Linked DNA regions of Homo sapiens: all the other regions are linked to region 1. The links are chromatin loops, found by intact Hi-C in ENCODE. Cell type or tissue: mammary epithelial cell. All regions are shown on one strand. Each heading gives the region's core, and the rest is flanking DNA. Links, peaks and the distances in the headings are about the cores only.

Evidence for each region. Peaks named below come from ENCODE experiments on the same cell type or tissue, not always from the same donor. Only the 100,000 strongest peaks of a DNase experiment are listed, where the experiment ranks them.
Region 2: a loop joins it to region 1, with 2.8 times the contacts of the local background. A loop is called at or near these places in 2 of 110 quality-filtered maps.
Region 3: a loop joins it to region 1, with 6 times the contacts of the local background. A loop is called at or near these places in 3 of 110 quality-filtered maps.

The regions. Positions count from the first base shown.
Region 1 is chr14:28,648,706-28,659,433 of GRCh38, reverse strand. No RefSeq gene overlaps it. Among named protein-coding and RNA genes, the nearest start is that of LINC02300, 40 kb to the right of the region's middle. In mammary epithelial cell, for the core only: no CTCF peak of the experiment used is centred there; DNase peaks (open chromatin) are centred at 5,733, 6,443 and 8,143; H3K27ac peaks cover 3,639 bases.
Region 2 is chr14:28,737,673-28,748,400 of GRCh38, reverse strand. It overlaps FOXG1-AS1 (FOXG1 antisense RNA 1), which reads left to right. Exons shown (of 7, transcript NR_125758.1): 3 at 6,442-6,567; 4 at 9,557-9,674. Among named protein-coding and RNA genes, the nearest start is that of FOXG1-AS1, 22 kb to the left of the region's middle. In mammary epithelial cell, for the core only: no CTCF peak of the experiment used is centred there; a DNase peak (open chromatin) is centred at 4,070; H3K27ac peaks cover 1,937 bases.
Region 3 is chr14:30,217,853-30,228,580 of GRCh38, reverse strand. No RefSeq gene overlaps it. Among named protein-coding and RNA genes, the nearest start is that of PRKD1, 300 kb to the right of the region's middle. In mammary epithelial cell, for the core only: no CTCF peak of the experiment used is centred there; a DNase peak (open chromatin) is centred at 5,040.

The DNA of each region.
Region 1 (10,728 bases), core at 867-8,866:
CACTAAGTCCCTGGCAGAATTAAACATCTTCAAACCAGCAGTGAACAAGGATTCCCTTTTCATCCTTGCCAATACTTAACATCTTTTGACTTTTTGATAATAGCCATACTAACAGGTGTGAGACAATACCTCATTTGGGTTTTGATGGGCATTTCCCTGATGATTAGTGATATTGAACATATTTTCATGTACCTGTTGGCCTTTTGTATGTCTTCTTTGGAAAAATGTCTGATCAGGTCATTTGCTCATTTTAAAATCAGGTTTTTTTTTTTTCTATTGAGTTGTATGATGTTCTGTGTATAGTTTGTTCATTATTATTGATGAAGCGAATTCCATTTATCAACATACTGCTATATACTTATCCATTCTATTGCTATTGGTTATTTGGGATGTTTCTAGTTTGTGTCTATTACGAATAGTACTTCTTAGTGAGTTTTTATATATGAGTTTTTTTTCCTGTTGGGTCTGTTTATATCTATAAAGCAAATTGTTGAGTCATAAGATGTATATAATCAGCTTTAGAAAGCCTTACCCAAAGTTTTTATACTGATTATATATACAAATACATATTTCCACTAGCAATGTAAGCAGGTTTCATTTCCACCAAATCAATTCCAATACTTTTATTGTCTCTCCTTTGCATTTTAGCCATTCTGGAGAATATTGAATGTTTTAACTTTTATTTCTCTGATGACTAATGAAGTTGGTGAAATTTGCACATGTTGATTGGCTATGTGGATAGCCTCTGTTGCGACGTGCCTGATCAAGTTATTCATTCATATTTCTATTATGGGTATTTTGTTCATATTTCTATTACTGGTACAGAATACAAAGACCAGATTTGGACTACACGTATACGTCAACTGATTTAGGATTTTGCAGTGTAGTGAGGAGGATGCCCTTTAATAGATGTGGGTGGTGGCACTATAGATTTTGAACTTTTTAAGTGACAAGAGGAAGGAATGTGTCTACTTTGTTCAGCCTGCTTTCTACAGTATTTATGATACTATGAATAAATGAATAAATGGGTTAATAAATAAATAACTCAAATCTCCTTTCGTGATTAACAATGTCTATACTTACTATCCATAGGTGTTACTGGAATTTTTGTTTTTCCACGTACAAGTTCTCCTCATTTACAATGGGGATATGTCTCAAAAAAACCGTCATAAGTTGAAAATGTCATGTGTCAAAAATGCATTTAATACGTTTAACCTATAGAACACCATAGCTTAACCTAGGCTGTCTTAAATATGCTCAGGACACTTACATTAGCCTACCGTTGGACAAATTCATCAATCACAGAGCCTATTTTATAATAAAGTGTTGAATATCTCATGTAATTTATTGAATACTGTACAGAAAATGGAAAACAGAATGGCTGTATGGGTACTCAAAGTACAGTTTCTGTTGAATGCATATCGCTTTTGCACCATTGTAAAGTTGAAAAATTCTAAATTGAACCACTGTAAGTTGGGTACCATCTGAAATGCTAAATTATTAACCTCAAAACTCTGTTGGTTTAATCATAAAGGCTAAATATGTAAGTTTCATAATTTTCAGGGTATTAATGGAAATGATGGTTGTCTTGTTGGAAATAAGTTATATTCTTAGTGAGTTTCTGCAAATGTTATACTCAGTAAGTACAACATTTTAAAAAGAGGAAATTGATTTGCAATTTCTAACCAATGTCTCATCATTTTCATTATCTTTGTTTGTCACACTATACCCTATTAATGATGTGATTTTTTGCCTTATTTGAAATAGAATTTAAAAGAATTCATGGTAGATATTCTGTGAAGTTTAAAAACAGTAAACATCAAATGTTAGTTTCACAAAATCTTAAATCTCTTTAAAACATTGTTATTAGAGGAAGGACTTATAACTTTATATAGACTGTGATATGAATATTATATAACTGTAAAGGCAAATAGTTGATATGTAATAGGGGATATATTTTCTATGATGCTCTTCCTAAAACCAATTAAAAAACCATTCAGTTTTAAAATTAGAATGTGAAAGGTCATGGAAAAAGTGGTTGGATTTATCACTTATACATTATCTAAATGGAACACATTTGTACCAACCTACTGGAACAATTTCATCTGATTTAGCCACTGTTAGCATAGCTTAAAATATAATTCACTAGGAATATGTCTGCAAACCCATTGATTGTAGACATTGTACTATGCACAATATAAAGGTAACAGTAAGTAAAGCTCTTTAGAAGTAAGGTAGCCTTTACAAAGGGGTAGGAGACCATCTCATCAGGATAGCTTAAAACTCACACATTTGTATGAGTCAGGAGAAGCACTGTCCTTCAAAAATGATTGTATTCTTTCCAATTGCCTGAGCTTTGTTCCTCCTGATGTAATCTGGAGATCTGGCAAAGTATAAACATATTTAGAATCTTATTCATTAGAATACTGAACTCATCCATCAGCAGGATTGACAAGGTCTGAGACAAAGAATTTTGCCTGGCACACAACCTGTACTGAGATTTTCCTGTGGCTATAATGTAGCACACCTGACAGATGTGTAAGTCATTTAACCCAGCAGGGTACTCATAAATACCACAGACCGGCACTCAACATGATAGGGATTATTTTTCTTTTGTCTGCCTGAAGTTATATGGCCCATAATCAATACAGGATTGAGGCATAACTAGCTAAAACATAGGGTGTGATATCATTTATATGCAACATTTCTCTTGCTTATAAAGCTTTCAAAATGTCACAGAAGCTGAGATACTTTTTGACACAGGTGAAACATGCAAACCATGCTTCCTTTTTTATGATCCAAACTGGTTTAGAAAAGAAAAGCATCAAAGATGTTATTTGCTTATGGAGTAAAGATAATATGTTACCTGTTTATATTCTTGATAGCTCATTAAAGACATAATGGGCTTTATTAAAACCATGTTAATTTTTAAATAGAACTTGGTGAAGATGAAAAGGAACTGCAAGGACAGTATTTTAAATTCTCAATAACAATGTGTCTGAACCAGAAAAAGAAAGGAAGAAATGAATATACATATGTAGTTTTTCAAATTATACTATATGTCCTAAGGGAAGGAGATAGATGCTATTAATTTAAATGTCATGTTTGCATGAGAATGAAACACAGCGATTTTAAATTTGGCTTTATTAAAGTTTCTTTTTTAGGTCAAGTTTATCATTTGGTAAATAGCAATTGGAGCAACAGCTCATTGATAAAATTTATTTAGGTCATTTGAGAAGAGGTAACAATTGGGGGGCGGGGGGCACACAGTGCTTTCAAAATAGCATTTTATTACATTTACAAATTATTACATAATCAAAATCTTCTTGCAGTCTGCAACTATGTAGGGAGTTTAGAAATAGAAAAATTAACAATACCTTAAAGGAACATATAAATACCACAGTTGCACCATGGTGCTCCCCTGGCATAAATAACACTTATTTTAGAAGCTGTTTTTGTAAGCATGGATTTCTGAGAAAAAGATTCCAGTTTTGTTTTACATAGGTCATGGCTTTTAAAAGTTTGCTTTAGGTTTCAGTGATTTGCTGGGTGCACCTGTATATGCAGATGCAGAAATTGTTTCATCTTGGAAAATAACTATAGTTTAGCACTTTTGTGTCAAAATAAGTCTGTGGAAGTTAATGAAAACATTATTTCAGGCTATGCCTAAACACAAAGAATAGTTAGGAATTCTGAAAAACAAACACATATCAGAAAGGTTGAAATACTCAAACAATTTCCTTTTCCAATGTTTTGTTTATGTCTGCTGCTAGTTATAGTATGCTAACTGCTTTCCTTTCACTGACATTCTAACTCCTATATTTCCAGGCTAACGACCTTTGATTTTTGGTCAATTGATGATGGTATTTTTTTGCAAGATTTTTCTTAGCTAATTTCGGAATTAGACATTTTGCCATGTTAGCTACTTTGGAAAGGAACTTCTTAAGTCCATTGTGATCTCTATGTGTATATCTGTGGCTTTGTTTTCATTTTAAACAAAATTATATAGAAAGGGAGTGGTCATAGCCAAGAAATGATTTAAATAGGACTTACAACGTAGATGCTGAGTGTATACTAGTCCCCTCAAGTGGGAAGATTTTTCCTTCAAGTTTAAACTCAATTTCCATTTCTTTGGGAAAGCCTTACCTGGCCTTGCTGAGTAGGTCAAGTTCTCCTGTGATGTGCTTTCAAAGTACCATGTAACACTGCTTTTTAGTGACTGTTGCCATTGGCAGTTTCACATTTATTTTTGGCTCTTTGATTAATATTAATATCTGTCTATCCTACTACACACCAAGCCCCAGAATTATAAGAATTGTATGTTTTCTCATTCTTATATCCTTGGAGTCCAGCACGTGATGGTGATCCAATAAATGCTTGAAGAATGAATGCACATTATATAACACTACTCTACAATATTGATACAATTTCATAATGTTTAAGTATAATTTTGAAACATTCTTAAAACAGACACTACTGTTCTGGCTTTTTGCTTTGTATTATGTGATTTTGGCAGATCAATCAATAAATGCCTACTCTGGAATCATTTGAGAGATATATCCAGAAGTTGGATATAGGTTGGAGGACTTGGCTTAGATGTGTGGCCATCGCAGGGTTACTGATTTCTCACCCTCACACAGTTAACCTCACCCCTCAGTCACAGTCAGGCTCCTGCTTTGGACCAAAGAGGAGTAAAAATTATTTCCCATCAATGGATACCTGAGAAATAGCAAACACCTCAAAGGGGAAAATGCTGAGAAAAGATTTAGAGATGAGTCAAAGTATCTTGAAGACAGGTGAAACAAATGGAATGAGAACATTAAGCCTTAGTAGGCATTTATTGTCTTTTAACCTAGAGAATAAAAAACAAGGAAAGAAGAGAAACTCTCAATTCCTGACCTATCTCTTTGTGTTCAGCCATGAAATAAGAAAATTAAACTATTTGTGAATTAAAAAAATACATCTAGAAAAATAAAACAAACGTTTCTGAACTTTGATATCTGAGTCTTAAAAGTTTCTGACACAGTCTTTACTCTTTTGGTATTACAGCAGATAACCAGTATGTTCCCCATTTTCAACCATCTTCTTCCATGATATTAATGTGAAAATCATAAGCAAGCACCATATACATATAAATACTTTAAATCTGTTTTGTCATTTTATCTGGGAGGCAGTAGAGTGTAGATATTAAGAACAGTGTAGTGTAGAGATTAAGAACTGGGTTAAAAGATGCAATGTATATGACGTGTTTAATAGTACACTGCCTGATAAAATGGTAGATGTTCTATAAAATGCTGGTCACTTTTCTCATTATGATTGTTGCCATAGTAGAATGGAATGTCCCATTGTCCAGTTTACTCAAGCACTGCTCTCAATGCTGGGGTTTTCCTTCTATGACACTTCTACCCTTCTGTATGTTAAAGACCTCCAGATTAATTTTGGGAAACTTAGAATATTCCGGGCCTTCAAAAAAGAGTGCACATGAATACCCAGGAAGTCTGCACTGAGCTCAGAAAATTCTCATGAAGGGACCTGATGACCAGAGGCCCACACCCCTCTGTGAGGAGAGGTACAGCCAGCATGTCTTCTCTGTCTGAGTAAATGTTACTCTGAGTAATGTTTCTTGCTGTTGGCTTAGCTTCCATGCGGCTCCCAGAGTGTTTGTGCATCTGCGCATGCTGACCTCACTTCTCTCCACCTACTCATCTCAGATTCAGCTCCCTTTTCTCCCACCTTTGATGTCCAATAAGGCCATACCTTATTCACCAACTCTCCATCCCTCCCACATCAATACAGGTGACTCACCTTGATTTCTCAAGGGGGTGTGGGTGGAATGATCTAATTCTTCTTCCAGTCTCTTTCCATATTTATTACTTTGGCTGTGAAAACCTTCTTCTTTTTTTAAAAATAATACTCTAAAACGTCTGTTCTACAAGTAAAAAATAAAAGAAACCAAACAGTGATTATATTTTGATCTTTTTTGTTTTGTTTTTGCACTATAAAATTCTATTTCTCTCTAACACAATAGTGAAACTCTTTACCTACGGGGGTGGGAGGGGATTCACATATAAGGAATTCAGAAAAAGAAAATAACATGGATTAATATTCCAATTTACTAGTTTGCTACATTATTATTATTAAATGCCACCTTAACACTATCAAATAAACACTATCACTCTCATTTATTGACACAAAACTAACACAGTGACAATGCAAATATCTTGTTCACAGCAACAGCCCAAACAAAGACCAGGAGCTCTGACGCCAAAGCTCACAGTGTAGTGCTTCTTCAAAAAGACCATGTTCCCTCTTGCCTCAGGAAGTTTGCATGCCCTGCTTTCTTTGTCCAATGCCTGGCTAAATTGTACCATAATGGTTTCATGCTGTGTATCACAGGGTTTGCACAGGGTGATCCATCAAAAAGTGGGAAGAAAATATGCAGTTCTTATTTATACATTTCTATCTATGAAGTAAGAATGAGTAAAACGTTATAAATGTTTACTCTGACTAAGTACTGATGCCCTTGAGGGATTTTGAAAAAGAAAGGAAGTTCCACAATGGGGAAAGGGCATGGCAGAAGCCTCTTTCTTGTTAGCACTGTGCAGAGCAATGTTTGTAGCTTATGCATGCCAAGTTAAGTGGGTTTATGGGTTATACTCTTATTCTAAATAAATTGATCCTTACAAAATGGGGAAAGGTCATAAAGGGTTTTCTAAATAGAAACTGTAAACTGAAGACAATTTAATACTATTATTGCAAGAACAAGCAAGTGACAAAAAAGAACGAAACTGACATATCAACTATTGTATGAGCTTTGTTTTCTAGTCACACAAAACACAGACAATTAGACAATATATTGGCCAGGAAACTAGAAGTTCTCAAAAAGATTAGAATAAGTTGTTACATATAATATTTATTTAAGTTACAATTTGTCTTTTCACATTCTGTGTTTTAAGATATGGGAAAATGGTGTCATTTAGTATGGAAAAATAAGGCAGGTGTGAATATCTGTATTCACTTCCAACCAACTGATAATTTGGTTTATGAATGCCGTTCCTATATTATTACCTGCAGAATGATCACATGTGTATTTGTCACTTTTTTGGTCCTGATTATATATATATATATATATAGTATTCTTAACAATTAACCTCACTATTTGTGTGTAATTTGTGTTTTATTATCCATTAATTGTTGATGGTAATGCATGTATATAATTCATAAATGCATATTTTTTATAGATGGGGTACATGAGGTTCATGATAAAAAGTTACTAATCCTTAATAATCATTTAGGATTCAGCTTGGACATTATAGGCATACCTCTGACATACTGTGTGTTCCATTCCAGACTACCAAATATAAAGCAAGAGAAATGGGGGAATAGCCCTTTGGTGGGACGGTCAGAACACACACAACATTTATCAATTAATTCACGATCTTTTATGGGTGTGGTTTATGGCACCCCAATACAATTAAAATGTTAATATCAAAGATCCTCAGATTACAGATTACCAAAATGGATATAATGACAATAAATTTTTTTGAAATATTGCAAAAATTACTAAAATATGACACAGACAGGAAGTGAGCACATGCTGATGGAAAAATGGTGTCAATAGACGTGCTAGAAGCAGGGTTGCCACAAACCTTTAATTTGTAAACCGTGTGAAAGGCAGTAAAGTGAAGTGCAGTAAAACAAAGCATGGCTGTATTTTTTTTTCTATTGTAATATTTTTGCAGAATCTACAAGAATTGACTCTTTTGCAGCTTCCTCTCCACCAAGTCTGTGATGGCAGGGACAGTGTCTTACTCATATTTGAATTCTCACGATAGAGCAATGTGTCTGACAAACAGAAGTCATGTGAGGAGACTAATAAAGACGTATTCACCACAAACTACCAAAGACTTAGCTGATATCATAAAATTGAACTCGGGCACATCTAGGCATAGCTCTCTGCTTTCAAGTTGTCCTTTAAAGCCCGGGCAGGCACTTTCCTCTGCTCCCCATGGTGTCCCTGCATGCGTCTTTTTGGTTGGGCTTCCCAGTCGACTCAATATTCAGCATATTGAGTAATTTCTCCAGTCACTTCTGCCTGTGGCTTCTGTAAAATAGCAAAAATTAGCAAGAAATTTTTGTGACTCATACTCAGCAATGGGTCTAGCTCCAACTCTCATTGCCTTATTCTACTTTAGTCCTTCCTCTTCTTAAGCAGGTCACGACATGGATAACTGATTGATGAGAGATAAGTGAGTAATAGTAAGTGTTAGAGGGAGAAAGTGGACTCTCAAACTTTCTCTAAGGAGCACTTATTACCTCCTTTAACTGTAATGATCCCATGTGGAATGACAGTAATAGTCGCAAGCAGCCACGTGTGCTGGAGGTAAAGGGTTACCTTATAACACTAGAGAGAATAAGGCTAATGGCAAACTCTAGGATGAAACTGTTATAAGAATCCAGGTTGTGCTAAAGGTGTCCCATAACAAAGTAGAGTCAGTAGAATTGCAGGGATGTAGATGAATTTGAGGAATATGAAGGAGGTAGAAAGTAAGGATTTGAGTCCTGGATGATCTCATGTTTCTGGCTTGGACAGTTGCATGCTTGGTGATGCCATTCATTAAGAAAGTTATCATTTAATAGTATTCATTGTGTATACGTAGCACATTTTCTTTATCCATATACAAAGTAGACAAAATACAGTCATCCCTCGGTATCCATGGGGGATTGATTCCAGGAACCCCTGTGGACACCAGAATCCACAGACGCTCAAGTTTCTTATATAAATTGGCTTAGTATTTGCATATAACCTATGCAAAGCCTCCCATATATTTTAAATCATCATTAGATTATTTATAATGCCAAACACCATCTAAAAGCTATGTAAATTGTTATCCTGTATTGTTTAGGGAATGATGACAAGGAAAGAAGATTGTACATGTTCAGTACAGATGTAACAATATGTATATACACATATATATTTTTTCCAAATATTTTGGTCTGTGGATTACTAATTGCATGAATGGGGAACTCACAGATATGGAAGGCTGACTGTACTGCATGATCGCATGTGTATGCAGAATCTGAAATAGGGAAATTCATAGAAACACAGAGTAGAATGGTGCTTACTAGGGTCTAGAGGCAAGAGAAGGGTTGAGGGGATGGGATTGAGGTGATGTTGGTCAAAGGATACAAAATTCCAGTAGACAGGAGGAATAAGTTCTAGAGATCTATTGTACAACATGGTGACTATAGCTAATAGCAAATGTCTTATATATTTGAAAAATGATAATGGTAGATTTTAAGCATTCTCACTACAAAAAATAAGCATGTGAAGTAATTATAGTTTGATTTAGCCATTCCACAAAGTATACATATATAACACCATGTTGTACATTATAATTTTATGGAATTTTCTTTATTAATGTAAAAAATAGAAAAAGAATCACTGACGAAAGAGGAACATGTTTTCAGGGTAAAGAGGATAAATGCGTGGTAAAACAAACAAACAGACAGACAGACAAAACCCCCCAAAAAACACAGTCCCTTTATTGGTTCCATTCTGAATCTGGTCTCCACATTCAATCGGGCAATGAAATTTGACCAATAGCCTTTTTATATTTTCGTGGGGAGGCCTAGATCACATTCTTCATGATGACACTCTAAAACATTCACTGCACTCCTCAAGCCTGTGTTGGAAAACTCGCCATCCTGCTCTCCCTACTTGTAGGATCATCCCAGAGACAAGCTGCTCCTCTACTGCTCAAAGAAATTAGAGGTAATCGGCCACACGCAGTGGCTCACGCCTATAATCCCAGCACTTTGGGAGGCCGAGGCAGGTGGATCACGAAGTCAGAAGATCAAGACCACCCTGGCTAACCCGGTGAAACCCCGTCTCTACTAAAAATAAAAACAATTAGCCGGGCATGGTGGCGGGCGCCTGTAGTCCCAGCTACTCGGGAGGCCGAGGCAGGAGAATGGCGTGAACCCGGGAGGAGGAGCTTGCAGTGAGCCGAGATGGCGCCACTGCACTCCAGCCTGGGCTACAGAGCGAGACTCCACCTCAAAAAAAAAAAAAAAAAAAAAAAAAAAAAAAAAAAAAGTAATCAGGCAGAGTCCGCCACCCCCTCTTCCCTTTCTGTCATCCCCACTGCCAATCATTCCCCATTCTGTCTGTTTCTCGATTATCTTTGGAGTCTCTCCACTTTCCTTTTATTTCCCCACTGTCGCTACCGAGTCCAGATTGTTAGAGGCTTTTACCTTGATTTTTGCAGCAGCCTGGTATGGTTCTCTAGTTTCCTCTCATTGCTCTCTCCATTCTATCCTCCACTTTGAAACCAAAGTGATATTTCAAAATTGCAAATCTAATTATATCACCCCTTTGCTTCAAACTTTGCAATTGTATCTCAGCCTGACTTCACAACATGGCTCACTTAGACTTCTCCAGCATTGTCTCTTGCCACATCTTCCTGTTCTCTCCACACTGATTCAATTCGTAAAATGTACCACATTTTTTATTATGGCCAGATATTTGCACATACTGTCCCATTTGAAATGAAATATGATTTATTTTATATTTGTATTACTGATATTTCTAATGTTGAATCTTAAAGTTTTCATTCAAAAGTCACTTCCTCCTGGAAGTTTTTCTGATTCTCACTCCTTCCCTGAATTAGGGAAATATGAATTAGGTTCCCCTCTTATGAGCCCACACTACATCTTATATTTTTC
Region 2 (10,728 bases), core at 932-8,931, 89 kb before region 1:
TTTGTGCTATTTTTATTAATTTTAAGGGCTTTTCTAGATAAAAATATTAACCGTTTGTCATCTGGCTCAAATATCTTTTATAGTTTTTATTGGTCTTTTTAGCCTATTTACAATATTTAGTTATACACAAATGTAAGTTTTATGCATATTCAGATATTGAAAATGTAATGAGCTTGAAACTTAAAACCTGGGTTTGAATCTATCACTTTGTGTCTATGTGAACTTGAGTAAATTATTAAACCTCTGTACCTTATTTTTATTTGATATAAGATGGGGTTAATAATGCTAATTCTCTCATAATGTTTTCTGAGGATAAAATGCATTAAATTTATAAGGAATATAGTTTGAAGTGTACCAGGCAAATGGTAAGCCCAAAATTAAGATTGAACATTTTTATTATTGTTTACAGTATTCAAATTTACAAATGCAAAATGATTTTTATTACTTTAATATTAGTATTTTACATATCTAAAATGAGTTAAATACTAAGTAAAGTTTTATTAACTAAATATCAAATATAGCTAAGAATTTTGTATACCTAGTTTTTTAAATTATATAAATGATTAACTTGAGTATTCTGAGGAAAAATACTATTATGTCTTATTCATGTACTTAATACTAGTTTTATTCATTCAAGAGATATTTGTTGAACTTTTACTACATGCCAGAAACTGTAGTTGAACAAGATAGCGAACAAATGGATGAAAACCTTTGCTTTTCTGCAATTGACGGAGAAACCATAACAAAATACGTTAGTATCATGAAAAATATAATAGAGAAGAATAAAGGAGATAAGAAGTGCAAAAAAAGTGCTTGCAATTTCAAATATGTTAGCCAGGGGAGATCACTGAGTGTATTAGTTTTCTGTTGGTGCCTAACAAATTACTACACATTTAAGGCTTAAAACAACATAAATTTATTTTTTTTTCCAGTTTCTGTGGGTCAGATCAAGAGTCTAGACACAAACTACCTGGGTCCTTTGCTCAAAGACTTACAAAACTGAAATGAAGGTATTGACTGTGCTCTGGTTCTCATCTGGAATTCAGGTTGTTGATGGAATTTAGATCCTTGTGGTTGTAGGACTGTGGCCTCTGTTTTCTTGCTGCCTCTCAACTAAGGTCACTCTCAGCTCCTATAGGACAGATCCATCCATCATAATCTGAATAATCACCCTTTTGATTAGCTAAAGAAAGGAGTGTTGGTGATCAATTGCATCAAATGTTGCTGATAGGCCAAGTAAAATGAGAAGAGAAGATTGACTGGATTTAGCAATACGAAGGTCATTGGTAATCATGAGGAGAACAGATTTGTTAGAATGGTGGAGGTAACAGCCTCTTGGGTGATGATTAAAAATGAATGGGAAGAAAAATTTGAGATAGTGTATAGACAGTTTATTGAGCAGGTTTGTGGAAAGGGAAGCAAGAGAAGAAACATTAGCTAGAGAGGAGGTGGAGCCAAGAGAGGGTTTTTTTAATGGGAGAAAAGTATGTTTAATTGCTGATGGAAATGATACAGTAGAGAGGTAAAAGTAAAATCTGATGGCATAGGAGAGAAGGGGTAGAATTGCTGGAGGAAGTGAGATGGGATCAAGTGACCAAGTGAGATGGTTGGACTTAGGTGGGAGTACTGATAATCATCTTTCATTCCAGGGGGACAGCAAAGTACATGGATTCTGTAGGTTGTGGGTATTCTCTTCTGATTACTTCAGTTTTCTCAATGGACTAGGAAGCGAGCTAAAACTGAGCATGATAATGGAAGTGCTTGAAATATGAGTAGGAAAGATTAGGCATGAAAACGCCATCAAGAAGAGTGGGAGAGTAAAAGACCAGGCAAATTTAATATGATTGCCAGACAGTGTTATGGACATACATGAAATGCATGCTCATGAATGTAAATGAAACCAGTTTACATGCTGTGTGTTTTCCTAAGTCATGTTAGTTTCAGGGCCTTCAGAACTAGCAAGACAGAAAGTAATATGTAACCAGGGTTGTGATTCAGACAAATGACTCTGAACAAGACAGGTAAGGGAATTGGGGATGCAAAAAGGAGTCACTGCAATGATTGGTCATGGAATTTAAGGTAAAAAGGGGGGAAAAAGGAGAGAAGGGGGAGAGAAAAGTGAAAAGCATAAATTGAAGACCTACCAAGCACTATGGTAAATTATTAGAATAAAGTAATACAAGCTTTTCTTTAAAACTGGCTTTCTGATGACTCTAAGGCTGTGCTGTATAGAGAGGTCAAGTGATCCTGAGCTTTAGCTCCTCATGAGCTGCAGGTAACTCCCATCACAATGACTTATTTTGACAAACTCAAAGCACTTTCATAGCTCCTATCCCTTGGTACACTTATGAAGAAAGCAAGGGCAGGAACTAATATCTTTGCTTTTTATATAGATGTAACATCTTTATTTTATATCTAGATATGCATAAAGAGAGGATCCCTGGACACAGTTTTTAATTTAATTTAATTTAATTTAATTTTATTTTATTTTATTTTATTTTATTTTATTTTTGAGATGGAGTCTTGCTCCGTCGCCAGGCTGGAGTGCAGTGGCATGATCTCAGCTCACTGCAATCTCCACCTCCTGGGTTCAAGTGATTCTCCTGCCTCAGCCTCCTGAGTAGCTGGGACTACAGGCGCATGCCACCACACCCAGCTAATTTTTGTATTTTTAGTAGAGATGGGGTTTCACCATGTTGGCCAGGATGGTCTTGATCTCTTGTACTGTGATCCACCCACCTCAGCCTCCCAAAGTGCTGGGATTACAGGCGTGAGCCACTGCGCCCGGCTGACACAGTTCTATAATATACAGAGGTGAAATTATTGCTAACTCAAATCACTGTTTCTCTGTGTGACTGCTTTCAGCTTCCTTAGTTCTAGTCCTCAGCAACTCATGCTGCCCTATGGTTGTTCCACATTCCCCACTGCAATCTTCTTCTCAGGATTTTAGTCAGCAGCCATGCACTGTAATTTTCTCTTTTCCCAGGCTTCCTTCATTGAAAACTTCCTGTGAAGTTCTCAGTTCTATTGAGTAACCCATTAACCACTTTGGTAAACGAATTCCAACTTGACCTAAGTTCTTAATCTTGTTATCTGTCTTAGAGTGGTAGTTTTCAGTATGCTCTTCCCTCAACCCACAGTAAGAAACACACATCATGACCTAGGCCACAAATACATGTATCTACATACACACATACACAGCTGAAACAAAAAATTTTCCAAAATACCCTTATTACTTGTGATACACTCTGATAGTTTCTATTCTATTATATTCTATTTAAAAATTTACTGGTTGAGACTCACTAAGCTATTTACCAACTACTAATGGTTGATGGACTGCAGTTTGACAATAAAAGGGGCTTTTGATGCTTATAATGCAGGTAGGCTATAATCATGGCTCATAACACATTTAAGTATTTTACAAAATAACTCCTAATTGAGACCTGATAGGATATGTGTATTTTAGTAGCTGAAAAGAGCTGGAAGTTAGCAGTTAGTAGAAAGACTATAGAACTTCAAAAGACCCAAATCCTATACTTCATTCTAATACTTAATAACTTTGACATTGGTTTCTTATTCTACCCTCTCTCATGTTCTGTCTATCTAAAATGGAGTTCAAAACACCTGCTACGTGTAACCCTGAAATTTATTCTCAAGAGCAAGTGAACTGTAAGTAATGGAGGTTTATAAATAGCAAATGTAAGACTCTCTAATTTTATTTCTGGATTGGGTTTATGTTGGAACTCTGAAAGTCAGGCAAACCCTCCAAAGATAAGAATATTCCCTGTCACCAACTGCTTTGATTGATCTTAAGTTGCCATATATTATTCAAATATGTTGAATTATTTGAATATTATATTGTTTCTTATGTATTCAAATAAAATTTATCATTTATCAGAAAAATATTTTAAAGTTAAAAAATTATCTACTTGATATGATATGGTGTATAAAGCTTTTTATGCACTTTAACAGAAAATGAGTCATGGTTTTTTATTAGGTTTTGAGATAAATCCACACACCAACCTGGAAGGCATAGTTCTAATACAGCTGCTGTACATTTTCTTCACAGCTTATTTGTAATGTCTTTAGTCATTGTTAGGTCTGTTAGTCAGAAGTTTCACATCTATAATGAGACTCACTTGTGGTCATCATTTTTAGTAATTATTTAAAAAAATGTTGACATACAATTTTGTGTGTTGAAATTCAGTTCTATTCACAGATTTCTCCTTCTGTTCTTCTGCAAATCAACATGGATAATCTCAAAATAACAGTGCCTCTCTACACTCTAAGGATTTAGGTTGTGTCATCATATTAATATTTTGCCCTTTTACTATTTCCATTAATTAATTTAGCCCTTTAACTTTTACTGATCAATGTGGACCAAATTTTAATTGCAACATTGCTATGAAATAATACCAAATTAAAGCTGATAGTGTCATGCTGTGAGCTAGTGAGAGATATTAACATTTTTGAACATGATAAGTTGATTTAAAACCAGATGGACTTGTAACCAACTTCAGAATAGTGTTCAAAATCTAGTTGTGAAGAATTTTGAATATTACATTAATGGTTCAAGTTTGGGGTGTCTGATAAAATGCTGGTGGCTTGGAAACATGTAGCTTTACATTATCTCTATCCCATTATACTGTTATTAGAAAGTTAAAACATGCAATGATGTAAAGAAGGAATTCAGTAGTGTATCTGATGAATATCTATTAATTCCCATAACGGATTTAAATATTAACTTTAATATAGACTGTGCAATATGGTTGATTATTTACTCATTAACTAAACATTTAATCATTATCTACTCTGTACAAGATACTACACGAGGTGATGAAGACAGAGTGTTGAATAAAATTTAGTTCCTACTCCAATGGGACTCACAGTCTGGTGGAGGAGATGAACACACAGTCATATGTATAGCATAAAATCAGTGCCACACTGGAGGTATGTACTGGGTGGGTTCTATGGAAGTACAGAAGAAAGCCACTTAAGTCTTCAGATTGTTTCATGGAAGAAATGTCATTAAATCTCTGTCTTCAAAAATTATCTTAAAAATTTATCGATATTGTACATGAAAACATAATAATAAATAATTTAGAAGAGCTTACGATAAAAATAACAGAACTGTTTCTCTTCAACAGCTGTTTGGATTCCCGGCTGTGAACTCTTTTAAATACCTTTTTAAAATTTTCTTTCTTTTTTTTTTTTTTTTTTGAGACAGGGTCTCACTCTATCATCCAGCTTGGAGTGCAGTGGTGCGATCACAGCTCACTGCAGCCTCGACCTCATGGCTCAACTGATCCTCCTACCTCAGCCTCCTGATTAGCTGGCACCACAGGTGCAGCCCACCATACCTGGCTGATTAAAAAAAAATTGTTGAGATAGGGTTTTGCCATGTTGCCCAGGCTAGAGTTTTAAATACTTCGTTTGCATTTCTTTTTGTGATTCCTTCATGATACTAATTATATTATACTTATTATGGGTGGTTTAGAGTTATTTATCATTTCATTACTTCCACAGGTTACTTTTGTGATAATAGTAATACCCTAACACATTATGAGATATTATCATCCCCACTCTTTCATCCACCTTTTACCTCCCTTAGTTCCCACCATTTATTAGCTAACCTAGTTTTATTTTATTAAGACTATTATAATTTGTACTTTGAAATTAAACAGCAACCAAATCTCTCACCCTTTCTCCATGAATTAAGTCTGGAAATTTACATTTTTATGACTATGCTGAGTCATGCATTGTGCTATGACAGAATACATTCTCTTTTCTCACTATCAATTGCTTAAAACCATGCCAGAGATTTAATTTTTTTCCATTTGTATCGTAGCCTTTTACACAACTTTCTTCCTTTATTTTCTTTAGGTTAGCCATCAACTTTTCTTTCTTTCTGTCTCTGTCTTTTTTGGCTTCACTATATTAGCACATTATTGTTTTAAAGAGGTAACATGTCTTTATTGCGTTTTTCACACATTCTCCCAGTGATTCTCAAATGGGGAGGTCTTTTCTCACATGCCTTCCTCCTGACACCATCAATCCTTCCTGCCATACAGGAATATCCTGCATTGCTTTCCTGGGTGTGACCCACACTTTTTTCCTGTCTCTCCTCTTCTTTCTTCTCTTTATTTTCTTCTTTTTTTTCTTGTTTCGTTTCTTATTTTTCTTTATTTTCTTTAATTTCTTTATTTATTTTCTTTAAAAGGTATGTGGTAAATACATACCATATTACCAAATGCTTTTATTCTGGTGTGTATGTGTGTGTGTATGTGTGTGTATCTGTATGCGTGTGATTGAACTGTGTATATCATTTTTAAGTCAAAAATATTTTCTCAAAAACTGTAAGGTTTTGGTCTATTTTCTTAGCATTCAGTGTTGGTGATAAGTTTAAACTAATCCTTTCTCTCTCTCTCTTTTTTTTAATAGAACCTGGGTCTCACTCTGTCCCCTAGGCTGGAATGCAGTGGTGTGATCATGGCCCACTGCAGCCTTGAACTCCTGGACCCAAGCAATCCTCCCATCTCAGCCTCCCAAGTAGCTGGAACTACAGGTGTAAGCCACACCTGGATAACTCATTTATTTTTAGATAACCTGTTTTTAATATTGGAAGCTTTTATGATTATCTCTGGGTAGGGGTCTTTACATTCCACTTGGCATTTTTCACTTTAAATTCTCATGTCTTTCAACTTGGAAGAATTTGATTCTATCAGTTCTCTGTTGATTTCTTCTACTCCATTTTCTGTATTCACGTTGTTTTTGGGTTTCTATTACTCAGATATGGGGCGTCCATACCACTTCTATAGGTCTTTTATCTGTTCCCTCATGCTTTCTGACTCTGCATTTCTGCTTTACACTGTAACAGAGTTCTCTATTTTATTTTCTAGATCTTTACTGTTAATTCCGTTTAGTAGTTTGTTCTGCATTTTCCAGTTGTTAGAAATCTGTTATTATTCCTCATTTTTTGAAAACTTCTTTCCTACATTCTTCTTAGTTACGTATTAATTCTATTTTTGTGCATTTATGTTCTTATTTTAGTGCTGTCTCAGGAGAGATAAGATGTATCGCTAAGACCTAGTATGAATTTGAGTCAGAACTATAAGCAGCAACAGGTTGTTTTAGGGTTAAAGTAACAAACTAGAAACAGTAGGGCCACAATTTGCTTTTTTTTTTTTTTTTTTTTTTGATGGAGTCTCAAATCTCGCTCTGTCACTCAGGCTGGAGTACAGTGGTGCTATCTCAGCTCATTGCAACCTCTGCCTCCTGGGTTCAAGCGATTCTCCTGCTTAGCCCCCCAGGGTAGCTAGGAGTACAGGCACACGCTACCATGACCAGCTAATTTTTAATTTTTGGATTTTTGGATTTTTAGTAGAGATGGGGTTTCACCATGTTGTCCAGGCTGGTCTTGAACTCATGTCCTCAAGTGATCTACCCTCCTTGGTCTCCCAAACTGTTGGGATTACAGGCGTGAGCCACTGTGTCTAGCCTGCTGAGATAATTTCTAGGTGTCATATCATGGAGGGTCTTGTAGATACACTCTACTAAGGACACTGGACTTTTATCTTAGAGGCACTGAATGTTCTAATTGTGAAAATAGTATGATCTTGTAAAGAAGGTATATTTAAAGACTAGAGGCCAGGAGGACAGTTAGAAGCCTGTTGAAAGAATTTATGTTAGTGATAAAGATCTGATCCAAAGCAGAAAGATCAGAGAGAAGATGAGGCAAAAATAATAGAGATACTACAGAATAAATTTCCAAAATTGAGTAAAAATATGAAGACAGGAAATGCTAAGAACGCCAAATAGGATAAAGGCAGAGAAAACCACATGTAGTCACATCACAATAAAACTTCCAAAAACCAAAGATGAAAAAAAGCAACCTTAAAAACAGCCAACAGATAATCAAACAATATATATTACCTTCAAAGGAGCAATTAAAGGCAAAATAAGAGTGTTACCTTTCTTCTCAAAATTAGTAATGAAATCCAGAAAATAATAGAATGATAATCCTAAAAAAGCTAAAATAAAATACGGGACAGCTTATAATTAAAGCCTAGTCTCTCTCTACTTTTGCCTAATGTACTATGTCCCTGTTCATTAAGGCAATATTTCGTCTTAATGAAATGTCCCTGTTCATTAAGAAAATATAAGAAAATACTTTATTCTCTTATAATTTTGTGGAGCTGATGTTCATAAAATGCATCATTTAAATAGTTAATTTTGTAAGATGATGGGCTTGGCAGAGTAACTGAGATTTAAATCCTTGCTGTTTAATCTGTTCTAATTGGTTAAGGGTAATGCCCAATTTAGAAGCAAAAAGTAAAATTGCAGATTTGTTTTTAACTCCCTTCAGTTCTGAAGTTTAATAGTTTCAAAAACATCTCCTTTATTATACTTACCCTAAGAAAGTTGACTCAGATTAATTGTGGCAATATTTGATAAACATAATAATGCCAATATTAGATGAAATGAAAATAATTGTGAATAGAAGGCTGTGTGTAATAAGGGGATTATAAAGACGTAGGTTCAGAGCAGACCTTTATTTATTTACTTAATAGGTGAGTACTGGTTCTGTTGCCTAGTAGAGTGCAGTGGCTATTCACAGGCATGACCATGGCGCACTACAGTCGCACTCCCAAATACTGGGACTACAGATGGGCACCACCACACCCAGCTGTAGAGTGGATCTTTTTTTTCTTTTTTTTTCTTTTTTTTTTTTTTCCCCGAGACGGATTCTCACTCTGTCGCCCACGCTGGAGTGCAGTGGCGCGATCTCCACTCACTGCCAGCTCCGTCTTCCGGGTTCACGCCATTCTCCTGCCTCAGCCTTGTGAGTAGCTGGGACTACAGGCGCCCGCCACCACGCCCAGCTAACATTTTGCATTTTTAGTAGAGATGGGGTTTCACCGTGTTAGCCAGGATGGTCTCGATCTTCTGACCTCGTGATCCTCCTGCCTTGGCCTCCCAAAGTACTGGGATTACAGGTGTGAGCTACCGCGCCCGGCCAAGTGGATCTTTGTAAGAACTGTGGGATAGCAAATATAGAATTAGGGCTGTGCAATTTTATGTCCAGATAGACTATTATGAAAATAAAATTGACCTCCATGAGCTCTGGAGTTAGATTTCCTGTGTAAAAACTCCAGCTCTTCAATTTACCAGCTGTGTGACCTTGGACAAGTTTCTTAATGAATCTGCATTTCACTTTCTGCATCTGTAAAACCTTTTCAAGATTGTGGCATAAATTTGTAAGCATACTTCAAATGTTAAGCCTTTATTATAATAATGAAAATTTGGCAAAACAAAGCTGATGCATTCATAGTAATTGTGTAATGTATTTATTAATATTTTATTGGATTCTGGTATTTGGCTTAGGCAAAGGAAGTATCTGAAAATATTTACGTTTTATGTAATGTTAAAAGAATGAAAAGAAAAACAAAAAAAATTATCAATATATGCTAAGAATTTTGTTGACAGTCCACATATATAATTTTCTTAACCCTAAAATGAATTTATAATGTAGGTGTTATTTTTTGTTATTTTACAGACGGGAAAACTGGCTTAGAGATGTTAAATATCCTGGATTATTGTCAGTTTAACAAAATAATTTCGGCTATCAAAGATCAAGTGGGATAAATTTCAGAGGAAGAAACTGAGCTCCTTGCGTAAGTCCTAGAAAAAACATAAAAGGTGGTTAACTGCCTCCATATAAAGCTGATTTTTTAAAAAGCTCTCATTTTAGGTTTAGGGGTACATATATGGAGTTGTTATACAGATAAATTGTGTGTCATGGGGGTTTGGTGTACAGATTATTTCATCACCCTGGTAATAAGCATAGGACCCGATAGGTAGTTTTCTGACCTTCTTCCTCCTCTCACCTCACCCTCAAGTAGGCACTGGTGTCTGCTGTTCTCTTCTTTGTGTCCATGTATACTCAATGTTTAGCTAATTCTAGCCTGTAAATTTAATCACAAATCTCCTGTTAACAATGCTGTGTTGCTTCCTTCTTTGGCTATTTCAACTATCTGCTGATTTCTTTTCTTTTTACTACTATTTCATTTGCAGTGGAGCCAACCAATCCTAACAAAATTGAATAGTAGATAAATTATACCATTTCATCTGAAGAAATACCTGTCTCATTTTTACTTTTTCTCTCACTCTATCCTCTACTAAAAACTGTTTTCAGATAAACTTCTGAAACCAATCATTTATAACTGGATATAAATTCAAATTATTTTTACTTCTCAGAATATTATCTCAAGCTAACTTGAATTGGGTAATAAAAGACATTTTACTCTATTAAAGAAAAGCTAGGCATTTCCTGAAATATCAATTAGTTTGGAAGCAATTCACCTATATGTCATGTGAACCCTAAAATAAAATAAAAAAATCTAGACTGGTTATGTATATTTTCCTGTTGAAAAAGATCTAGATGATTTTTTAAAATGCTACATGTTACTTTCTAATAAATATTTTTTAAAAAGTTGGTCACCAGACTGCCCCTAAGCAATAAGAGATTTCCAAATTTTTATATAAAGTGGAATTATGAAACCTAATTATGTACAACTGCTGTTCTACCATGTTTGGGCTACATTGGTAGGAATACCTGTTAGCTGTGCATTGTCAAAGATTGCTTATACTTGGAGATATGAATGTTTGGCCACTCCTAGTTGGAGCCAGGCCTATATTGATCAAGGATAATGAAAGGAAGTACTGATG
Region 3 (10,728 bases), core at 1,620-9,619, 1.6 Mb before region 1:
TGTATATAAAATACATAATATATCCCTTGGCACATAATAATATGCATTAAATGGCCATTCTCATCATAGTTATTATTTGGTCAGGAGGCAAAGCATGCATACTCAAAGAACTCACTAATGGCAATGATGATAAATGACAATGGGTTAGACAAACATGCAGTGGGAATCTAGGGTCCATTCACTGTGGGCAGGAAGGATAGGCTAGTATTGGAGCAAGCCCTTGAAGGATGCAGACATTTGAGAAAAAATCCCATTGTCCTGCAAAACTTTGCCTGGCTCAGCTTATAGTTGCTAAACTTGTAACCACTGCCCACTTCTCTTTATTGTTCCTTATGTTATTAATGTGAAAGAACATGAGCATCTGCTAAGCACTCCCCAAAGTCACAAAATTCTATTAAAAAACAAGAGAATTCTATTGAAAACAACTGCCACGGAAGGAGAAAGTTTAAACAGAACATAGGCAATTACCAGAAGACCTGTTCCCTGGGTTCCCTTGGCTGGCTTTCTGGGAGGTGCTGGCATATGAGTCAGTGTGCAATCTTATGACAGGGAGAGAGGTCATCAGAGGCAGGATATTGCTTTTCTTCGGGGAAAAAATAAGGCAGATCAACATAAAGTCTTTTAAACTGTCTCAGTAACTGGAAGGATCTTGAATTTTTAAAACATCTTGAAATACTTTAGAAAGGGTTTCAAGTTATCACAGTTTTGATAGTGCCAAGAGGTTAGTCTAAGTGCCATTACCTTTGAAAGAAACTAAAAAAAAAAAAAACACCAAAAGATAATTTAATCATCAAATGGCAATTTGGTCCAATAAGCAGGAGTAAGGCAGTATCAGCATGAATTTCAAAAACCTGCTAAGAGCTATAAATATAGCCTGCAATATTTTGCAATATCTAAATGTTTGGCCTAATGTTGAACATGCTCCATTGTTCAAACCAGCTGTGTTCTTTCACTCTTTCATTTCTATAAAACTGGGATAAAGGCTGTCAAAGCAAACGCGGCAGCGGCAGCAGCAGACTTTCTTGTTGAAAAGTTCTGTGTACATAGTACATAGCAATCTCAAGATGGAACTTTGAATGTTTCAAACCAGAACAAAATCTTCATCTAATTATAAGTGAACTATATTAAGCACAAAAGGCAATTTCAAATTATACTGAAGAAAGTTACATTTTACTCTTTGCTTTCAAAATGCATTTATCGCAATTTCACAAACTAATTGCAAATTCATTTTGCTTAATTTTCTTAGGTTATTTCTTTTATTGCTTCCAAGTGCTCTGCGTATTTCTGAACCATGAAAACCCATAAGGGAGATTTAGAGGGGCTTTTATTTTTTGTTAATTTGTATTTAAAATTGTAGAATAGGAAATGAATCTTTTTTTTTTCATTTCTTATTCTTGGATTAATGTGGTGACCACTAAACCAGCTCCAGTTATTATAGACACATTCAAAATAGAGGGAAAAATGTTACCAGCGAGGAGCACATTTGAGAGACTGGACTTGGAGAAAGCCATTACAATTTTAGAGACAAACTCAAATGGAATTGTATGTAACTGTCTTCCATTCATACCTATATGATTGCCCACCTTAGTATAAACTTGCCTGGGCTTTTAAACCGAGACAGCTATCCATTTTCTATGAAGGTTGATTACCCACTATGTAGATTAACTATGGCAAATGGTTCATGGAAGACTGGACTATTTTGCTCTGTTTATTGTCATTCTAGTTTGTCTCTCCCAGTTACATGCTTTATCTAGGATAAAACAATTCTAAACTATAAAACGACTGCATTCCAAAGTCAAATACAAGTTGCTACATTAAAAAAACTGGGGGATTAATTTAACCTCCTCTGGTGCCATTGGGTTACTGGTCTCTTGTACCATTTGCAGGGATGGCAGAGAATGGCCAGTGTGCAGTATGTGCGGTTTCGTTTCAGTAGATTCACAGACAGAGCACATTTCTGGTAGGGTTGAATTCGTAGTTCAACATAGATTTTATTCATGGGTGTCTTATGTTAGAGGGAAGTATCAACCCCAATAGAGTCTGCACTCCTCTCTTTGGTGTGTGTTGTGCCTGTGGAGGAAGAAAGCATGGGGCAGGAGGTGTGGCGGTTTGGGGGTATTAGTTCTGTATTTCTTCCCTGCATTGGGGCAAATAAGAGACCTTCTGTAATTGGATTTCTAGGCCCATATGTTTATTATTATTACTTTAATTTCCTGTGGCTAAGTAAATTGTTTATGTGCTTGTTAATTAATTACCCCTGAAAAATAGGAAGTAGATGCGCTTCTTTCCGCACTTTGTAAATTTTAGCAATTTTTGCTTGAGGGGAATGTCATTAAATTGTAATAATAACCTACATTTACATAGCACCTTCAATACTTTCATACTAAACGAACCTAAAATACTTTGAAATTCCCCTGAATAGATGTTAAGAGCTATAGATATCTTTCCTTAAATGTCCTGAAATATCATCTTGCCTATAATTAAAATACAGTCATTCTTAAAATATATCCATGAAAAATGGAAAGTATTATCTGCTTGGTTGGAGCTGGGATTAACCAAGGATTTTAGATCTTAAGTTTAAAGATATAGAGATCTAATTCACAATTACCTTGGTCCTGGGTTGCCACAGTTGCTTGGCTTACCTACTTATGGCCAGCTGGTCTACCTCATATCATAGAAAACACTCTTCTCATTCTTTTTTTTTTTTTTTTTTTAAATAGGGTGACTTGATCCTCCCCCCAACTCTCACCTCAGCTTAGTTGATAGCCAAAATTTATCGCTCTGTTCTTAATGAGCGACTATTGGCTTCTCAGGTTTTTGCTGAAAATATAATCTCAAACTTTCTGTCGCCCAACTCTTACCAAATGCTCACAGCTGAAAGAAATAGTGTAGCTTGAAGGCTTGAAGAACAGAATGGCTTGAAGAGTTTCCATATTGCTCATTTCTCCAGATATTTAAACATTTTCCAATAGGATCAGTTGAGACCACAAGAGAGCTGGATAATTTGAGCATCTTATTTTACCCTCCCAGGAGATTTTTTAAGAATTTTATTTACTACTTTTTCTTCTCAAGAATGATTTTGGACAGCTGTGCAAAACCATTGAGCTGTGCTTTGCTGTTGTGTCATCCTCTAGACTGACAGAAGTTGGGAAGCAAAGTCACATGAAATTTGCTCTATTTGTCTCAGGTGCAGCACACAATGTTCTCTTGATGTGGACCCCGGGGAGACATTCCTCTCTGATCTCAGTACTAGGAAAGGCCTGGTCTCTTGATAGCAACTGTGTTATTTTTATATAATAGACACTATGAATCATGTCATATTTTCCTTTGTTTGGCTGCTCACAAGCTCACAGCCACATTTGTAGCCCACCTCTAGGAGCTGTGCAAACTTTATAGCCTGTATTTCTCTGTGCTAATCTTTCCCCTGGCTTTCTATCGTTTTTATACTCTTTTTTAAATACTCGACCCTCACTGCCTCTTATTATTTTAGCATGATTTACTGTATTTATTTTTGAGTCTATCTCATATCCTTTTCAGAACACAGAGCAGTAGGTATAAATAAGCAAGTAAATAGTAAGAAAAAGTATTCCATGGATCTCCAAGTGTGTCTCGATCACTCCACTTATAGGCGAGACAGAGCACTTTCAGCCAGTGCTGCCAGGCTGTGTGGCATTCACAAACCCTATCCTTGGCCACCTCAGGCTTCAGTCATTGTGGCAAGATGTTTTCTACCCAGCTGTCTAAGAGGAAGAGGTGCTCTGGGGCCAAGTAGGTGAATTCCAATCTTCTCCCTTCCCTGTTGGATACCAAAATTCTTGAGGAACATAATAGGATATTCGGAGTGAATCCAGCTCCATAAATCCTCTAATGAAGAGACCACGAGAAGCTCAGAAATGCTTGGTCTGCATGGCTTATGGCTCAGGCCTTCCAAATGGAAGGCAATCCTCAGGTAGGAGGAAGGAGGCAGAGCCAGGCATTAGATACCCCCATTAGGTTGGTATCTTAAGGGGGTATCCCTTAAGATGGGAGAGTGAGAGGTGGCTTCCTAGTGGAAGAGAGGACTTGGGTGGTTATAACAGTCTCCAAGGACTCTTTAGACATGGTTTAGGCAAAACAATTGCCACCAGGGTTCCTGAGAATGTAGGAGGTCCCAAGAAATGTGGCAGGAAATTTTAGAGGGCAGGGGTCTCAGATAGTTGGAAGCTAGAAGGTTCATCATTTTTAGAACCGCTGAGCTGGAATTCTGTGAAATGATTTTTTTTTTCTCCCTTTCACGCCTGGCAAACATTTAAACCTTTTGAAACCATATAAGTTTATGCAATTGTTTCTTGTTTGGAAGGCGATGCTGCCAAGTTGCAACCATGGAGCCAAAAATTTGCCCTGGCACTGCCCATGTCCTCATTCCTGCCCTGTACTAGGGTTCTGGCAAGAACCTGATTGGGAATTTTCTTTTCTTTCTGGAGTGTGAAAAATGGGAGGTAGCCAAGGTAAACAGAAATGAACTTAGATAAAAGTTGTATTTCCTTACAGTGACTCTGTTCCCAGGTGTGAGGTTTTGTGCATCTTTGAGAACTAACTTTATTGTTAACAATATGGACAAAGAGAAGGACTACACACCATCTCTGACTATCTTATCAGCTTCTGCAAAGGTAAAAGACAGGGCATTTTAGAGATGTAAATTATTTGCTAGAGGTTATGTGGGAAGTAGAGTAACTGGGATTGGGACAATGAGAAACGTTTTGAATTTTCTGAGAAAAGATGATAAGATAATAAAAGCTGATATCAATCTAGAAAGTCTGGCTAGAGCAGAGAATTCCGCTGCCTAAGCTGATCAGGCATGCTTTTCAGCCCTCTTGTGAATTCCAAGTGACAGTGGGGAGAGGAGGCATCTGCTCTCCAAACATGACACAGTCATGGCAGTAATAATGACAGAGCCTGTAGATAACGCTGTGCCAACTGCAGGTCAATGAGAAGCCAGTGCAGGTCTGCAGTCTGCACACCTGGGGCTGGCTGGAGGCCTTTGGCACTGTTTCCTGTTTACATGAGTCAGAACCCAGATATCCTCTGGCTTTCTGCCTGATTTTTGAGTCACCACCAGCTTGGAGGGGCCAAGTGAACTGATCTCTCTGGACTATACTAAGGAGACTCTTGGCTTTGACCATGGTCACAGATCTCTCTGTGCCCAGCCTTCTTCTAGTAGCATCATTCGACTTAACTGTTTATAACAAGATTTCACTTAAACAAGCTCCCCTAGTTACTTGAGATAAACAGCACAGAGGGAGAGAGAGAACCGAGGAGAGTAATAGAAAAATGTGTGCTTTTAGCTGAGACTTTCAGCTACTCATTTTGATTTTCAAAATAGCTCCCATTTCTGAATTCTGAATTTCTGAGAGAAAGATGGCAAATCTAATGATTGCCATTTAGGCTTTCCAGTGGCTCTTCGGTCCTGAAAAATAAGAATTGGAAGGGCAGACACAAGATTGGGGCCAGTCAATTTGGGTTTTTCTCCTCCCCATTATGGCCACTACGCTGGTGTTATTTGGTATGGGTGTGCATGTTCTGCATCCTCATGCCTTGCTTTAAATCCCAGAAAAGGATGGATGAAAAATTCTTCCCTTTGCTCCTGTTGAAATTATTTCAGTACAGAGTAACATAACCTCCTGTTTTAATCTTCCATTTAATTGATATTTGAGTGCCTACTTTAGGTAAGGCACTGTGCTAGGCACACAAACCTTGTGAAGATGAATGGAATGGTTCTTGCCTTAAAATAGCTTTCAATTAACCAAGGAAACTGTAACATATGCTCAACCATCTATAATATTTGGCTTGCTGTGACACACGCATTGGAAAAGTTGGAAGTAAAGCTCTGAGGATGTCCAGAGAAGCCAGAGGACATTTTCATTGAGAGGTGAGAAAATGTTTTCTTAAGACTGTAGCTTTTATGGCTGGGCCTTGAGAGACATATAGAATAGAATTTTACAGTTAGAAAGGAGGAACGAGGTCATTATAGTAACAGCAGTGAGCTACGGCCATGACTGGGTTCAGGAAACAGACACTGGTCCAAGTGTAGGATACATAATATAGTAATCATTAGGTTATCTTTAAAATGATTTGTGGTTTTCACACTTTTGGCCCATATGTTATCTGTTTGATCTTTATAACAACTTCATATGGTTGGCCTATGATTATTGAGGATAAAGTAAATAAATATATTCCTACTTAGCAGGCAGCAGGGAGCCACACAAAGTATTATTCAGGGAGTGGTGAATCTGAGTTGGGTATAATGAGGGCAACTCAGCAGCAAGGATCTTTTGTAGGCTGGACTGAAGTGGGAAAAGTTGGAGGTGGGAAGATCAGTTTCGAAGGTGCAGTGATAGTGTAGGCTGGGAGTGAGAGAACACAAAGGAAGAGATGGGAGAAGACACATTCCCAAGGTTGAATTGCAGGTCAATAGAAAGTGGTTTGAATGACTCAAAAGCTATTTTATGAAATTCTCTGCTCTGACCGTCCCTTAGTTCGAGTTATTTTCTCTTTATTTGTATCCTCAGAGGATTCTGGTAACTTTATTTAGCACTTCTTCCTGTCTCATTTTATTGTTGTTTACATATCTGATACCCGGATTAGGTTATTAGGTTGTAAGCTTCTGGAAGCTAAGGATGATGTTACTTATCTTTGTCTTTCCTCCGGGGAAAGTATATAGCACGGTCACTTGAACATAACTAATGTTTAATAAATGCTTGCAGTATTTAACTCCAGTTTGGCAGTGAAAGACAAAATGAGAGCTTAACGCAGCAGGGTTGCAGGAAAGGGTTTATTTATTTAGTTTCAGAAACAAGTGAGATACAGTGGAAAGAACATGCAAGTTGGAATGAAACTTGGTTTAAATCCTGGCACTACCCATTTATTTCGTACATGACGTCGGCCAAGTTACTTAATGTGTTTAAGCATAATTTCCTCTCATACAAAATGCCAATTATAAAATCGACCTTTTGAGGTTACTGTGAAGACTAAATACAGTATCATGTGCATATTATCTAATACAATATCTGGCACATAGGATATCTTCAACAGTGTTAGTTAAAAGTCCTGTACTGATATAACCCCCTGGCTTGAGTATGTTCCTAGACAAAAGGGGAAAAGAACAAGAGATGGAATTCATAAGAGAAAGGAGAAATAATATAACAAGATTCAATAAGATGGAGTGACGGAGGAAGAAAGACGGATGCTGCTTCCCTTTAAGTGTGTGGGAGGGAGAAAAGGAATCATGAACATTTAAAGAAATTCTGTCAAGTGAAAAAGAAGGGTTCTAGGAACACCAGTCTCAGAAAAGCTGAAAGAAAGATGAACTGCTGGGGTAAGATGTGAGAGGGGATTTAAATGGGGTTGGGTACTGGAAAGTGGGAGACAATATGTGGAGCAGCTGCTATGGAAACTAGGGCAGGAATCAACAAAACCGGAGAAGAATTCTTAGAAGCAGGAAAGGTCAGTGACGCCTGGATGGCATGAGTTTGGAATTTATGCAATTAGCAAAGCATCAAAAAGCATGAGTCCAAAATGTCCCTGGCCAGTTCCATTTATGGAGTTCTTATCAGTGCTGTGCAAGCCATTGAGCTGCACAGATGGGCTCTCAACCAGTGGTGGGGACACAGTAACAAACAGAGCTGGAAATACACACACACACACACACACACACACACACACACACACACACACACACGTATTCTATCAAATCAATATATACATAGACATGTATTCTATCATATCAATATATATGTATTCTGTCAAAGAAGGATATGTTGATATATTCTGCCAAAGAAACAGATTGGCTTACCCAATCTAGTGCTATGTTAAATAAGCTTTTTATTTTATATATGGAAAAGACTTTAGAGATTATATCAACCCAACCTTAGGTGTAAGAACTCAGCGTAAGTGACTTACCAGCAATTATTTTACCAGGAAACAGTGTGGTATGATACTTAGGAGTGTGACCCTGGAATTTGACTTTTGGAGTTTGAATCCCAGTTGTGTGACCTTTGGCAAGTTTCCTAACCTGTATAAAATATATTCAATTATAAAGCATGGATACTAATACCATCATCCTCATAGGATAGTTGTAAGGATTAAATGAAATCATCTTTGTAGCATGCTTAGTCTGATGCCTGAGATGAGATGTCACTGCATAAAAATTATTTAGACTCAGGTATCTTGATTGTTGTTCATGATTCTGTCTTCTACATGGGGCTGCCTTGTTGACTGATAGATTTCCCTGAGGAATGGCTGTGGATAACTGCCATTGGATGCAAGTTTCTTTGGGTACAACTCTTTTCTTTATTAGCCATACTAAATATATTGGGCCCATCTTCCTTATGAATTTACATATTTAACCCTTGACACACCAATTTCTTTTCATTGTTCCTATTGAACTTACACAGTGCCCTCACAATCAGTATGCTCTTGCTTGAAATACTTGTAATGAATTATCTGTATATAGTTTACGAAACTAGCCTCATTTTTTTTACAGCCATACAGTTTTTACAACCACTGACTTTTGAAGATTAATCTCATAACTTTTTTTTTTTTTTTTGAGACAGAGTTTCGCTCTTGTCGCCCAGGCTGGTGCGCAATGGCATGATCTTGGCTCATTGCAACATCTGCCTCTTGGGTTCAAGCAATTTTCCTGCCTCAGCCTCCTAAGTAGCTGAGATTACAGGCGTCTGCCACCATACCTGGCTAATTTTTGTATTTTTAGTAGAGACAGGGTTTCACCATGCTGGCCAGGCTAATCTCAACTTTCTTAATGAGAATTCTGTTAAATAGGGAACACTATTAAGCATATTAAGCATATTTTTTGTACAAGGAAACCAAGGAACAGAGAGGGTCAGTGAGTTTGCTGAGGCCAAACAGTGACAGAAACATGGAGCACAAAGCATGGATTATCCATAACTTGGCCCATTGGTGTGGCTTCTCCTCCCATTATACCCTCAAATCACCACGAGCTTTTCTAGAGACATTTTCTTTGGCCTCATGGTATTGCATATATGCTTGAGATAGACCATAAAGCACCAAACTATCCTTTTTAGAACCCAGAAATCACGATTCCCTTTTTCTACCTCTACCTTCAATTTTTGTGGCAATGGAAAAAGAATTCAAAATCAGGCTGAGCAAGTCCATTTGGGTCTTAGGAAACAAGTCAATTGTTTTTATTTTCTCTACTCCCAAGATACTCTGGGGTTGGTACACAGCAGCCTGGAAAAGAGAAGCATCCATGGGCCATCTCATTTCTGACTCAGTCAGCCAGCTGGGTGTTGAGACTATTTCCATGGCTTCCAATCCGTCAATGCTTGAAAACATTTACTACGGAAAGGATCGCTGGCTCGGGGAAGACATTTGTCTAATTCGGCAACAGTACTTTACACTGCATTTCCAGATTATGCCTCTCCTTGAAAATGATCTATTACAGGAGCAGTTTATAAAATTAAACACTTGTCATTATGCAATGCAAAATTCATGAAGCAACCAAATGTCAGGGATCTACATATTTAAAAGATGGGAGCTTTAGCATTTCTTCCCTGGCAGGGATTCTGAGCAGTAAAAGGCCCAGAGAAAAACATAGCTAATCACAAAGCTGTTTTGGAATGGACCAAACCATTCCTTTTTGGGACTGTTAGTCCAAAGGGACCCTCTTTCTCTGGTGGAAAAATAATTGTCTACTTAATAATTATTTATTGAATATTTGTGTGCCAATCAATGTGCAAAGTACTGGGACAACATCAATGAATAGAAGCAGTGTCCTGGCTCTCATGGAGCCAACATTCTAATGAGAATGAGGTGAGAGAGGTAGGCAATAAACAAGTAAACAAATAAATGACATGAAAAAAAATTTTTTTTTATAATGTTCCCTCCCTACCCACACATCTTTTTTTTCTATTAGAGAAAAAGGATATCTATCATCTCAAACTACAGTAGCCTTTTTTGAATTGCCAGGGACAAGTTACTCATCTGTGAACTGTTAACACGGAGCAATTATGGGGTACAGGGTACCACTCTAGTTACAGACCTGCTGGAATATGATAGGGTAAAAAATAAATTAGCTATCTGCAAGAAACTTTCTTGGAAGAAATACAAAACACACTCTTGATAAAGCTGATGATCATGCTGTTAGAGCCCCCTTGTCCATGTTCTCTCCTATTACTTTGCTACTAGCTTTGGAGGATAGAGGAATAAATACTCATTCCTAGGTAATTTAAGCCCTTGCATAGGGGCCCAATTACCCATCCATTTGAAGCTCATAAAGAATACCCCTGGCCAATTCTCATGCCTCAGCCTCCTGAGTAGCTGGGACTACAAGTATGCGCCACCACATCTGGCTAATTTTGGTACTTTTTATTAGAGACAGGGTTTTGCTATGTTGGCCAGGCCAGTCTCAAACTCCTGGCCTCAAACACCTCAAGTGATCTGCCCACAATGGCCTCCCAAGGTGCTGGGATGTTCTCTCCCATTATTGCTTTTAGCTTTGGAGGATAGAGGAATAAATACTCATGGCCAGGTTTGGGCCTGTGATAGATACAGGAGCATTAGGCAACTTAAGCCCTTGCACAGGGGCCAATTATCCATCCATTTTAAGCTCATAAAGAACATCCGTGGCTACTCAGGAGGCTGAGGAATGAGAATTGCTTGAGCCTGGGAGGCGGAGGTTGCAGTGAGGTGAGATCGCACCACTGCACTCCA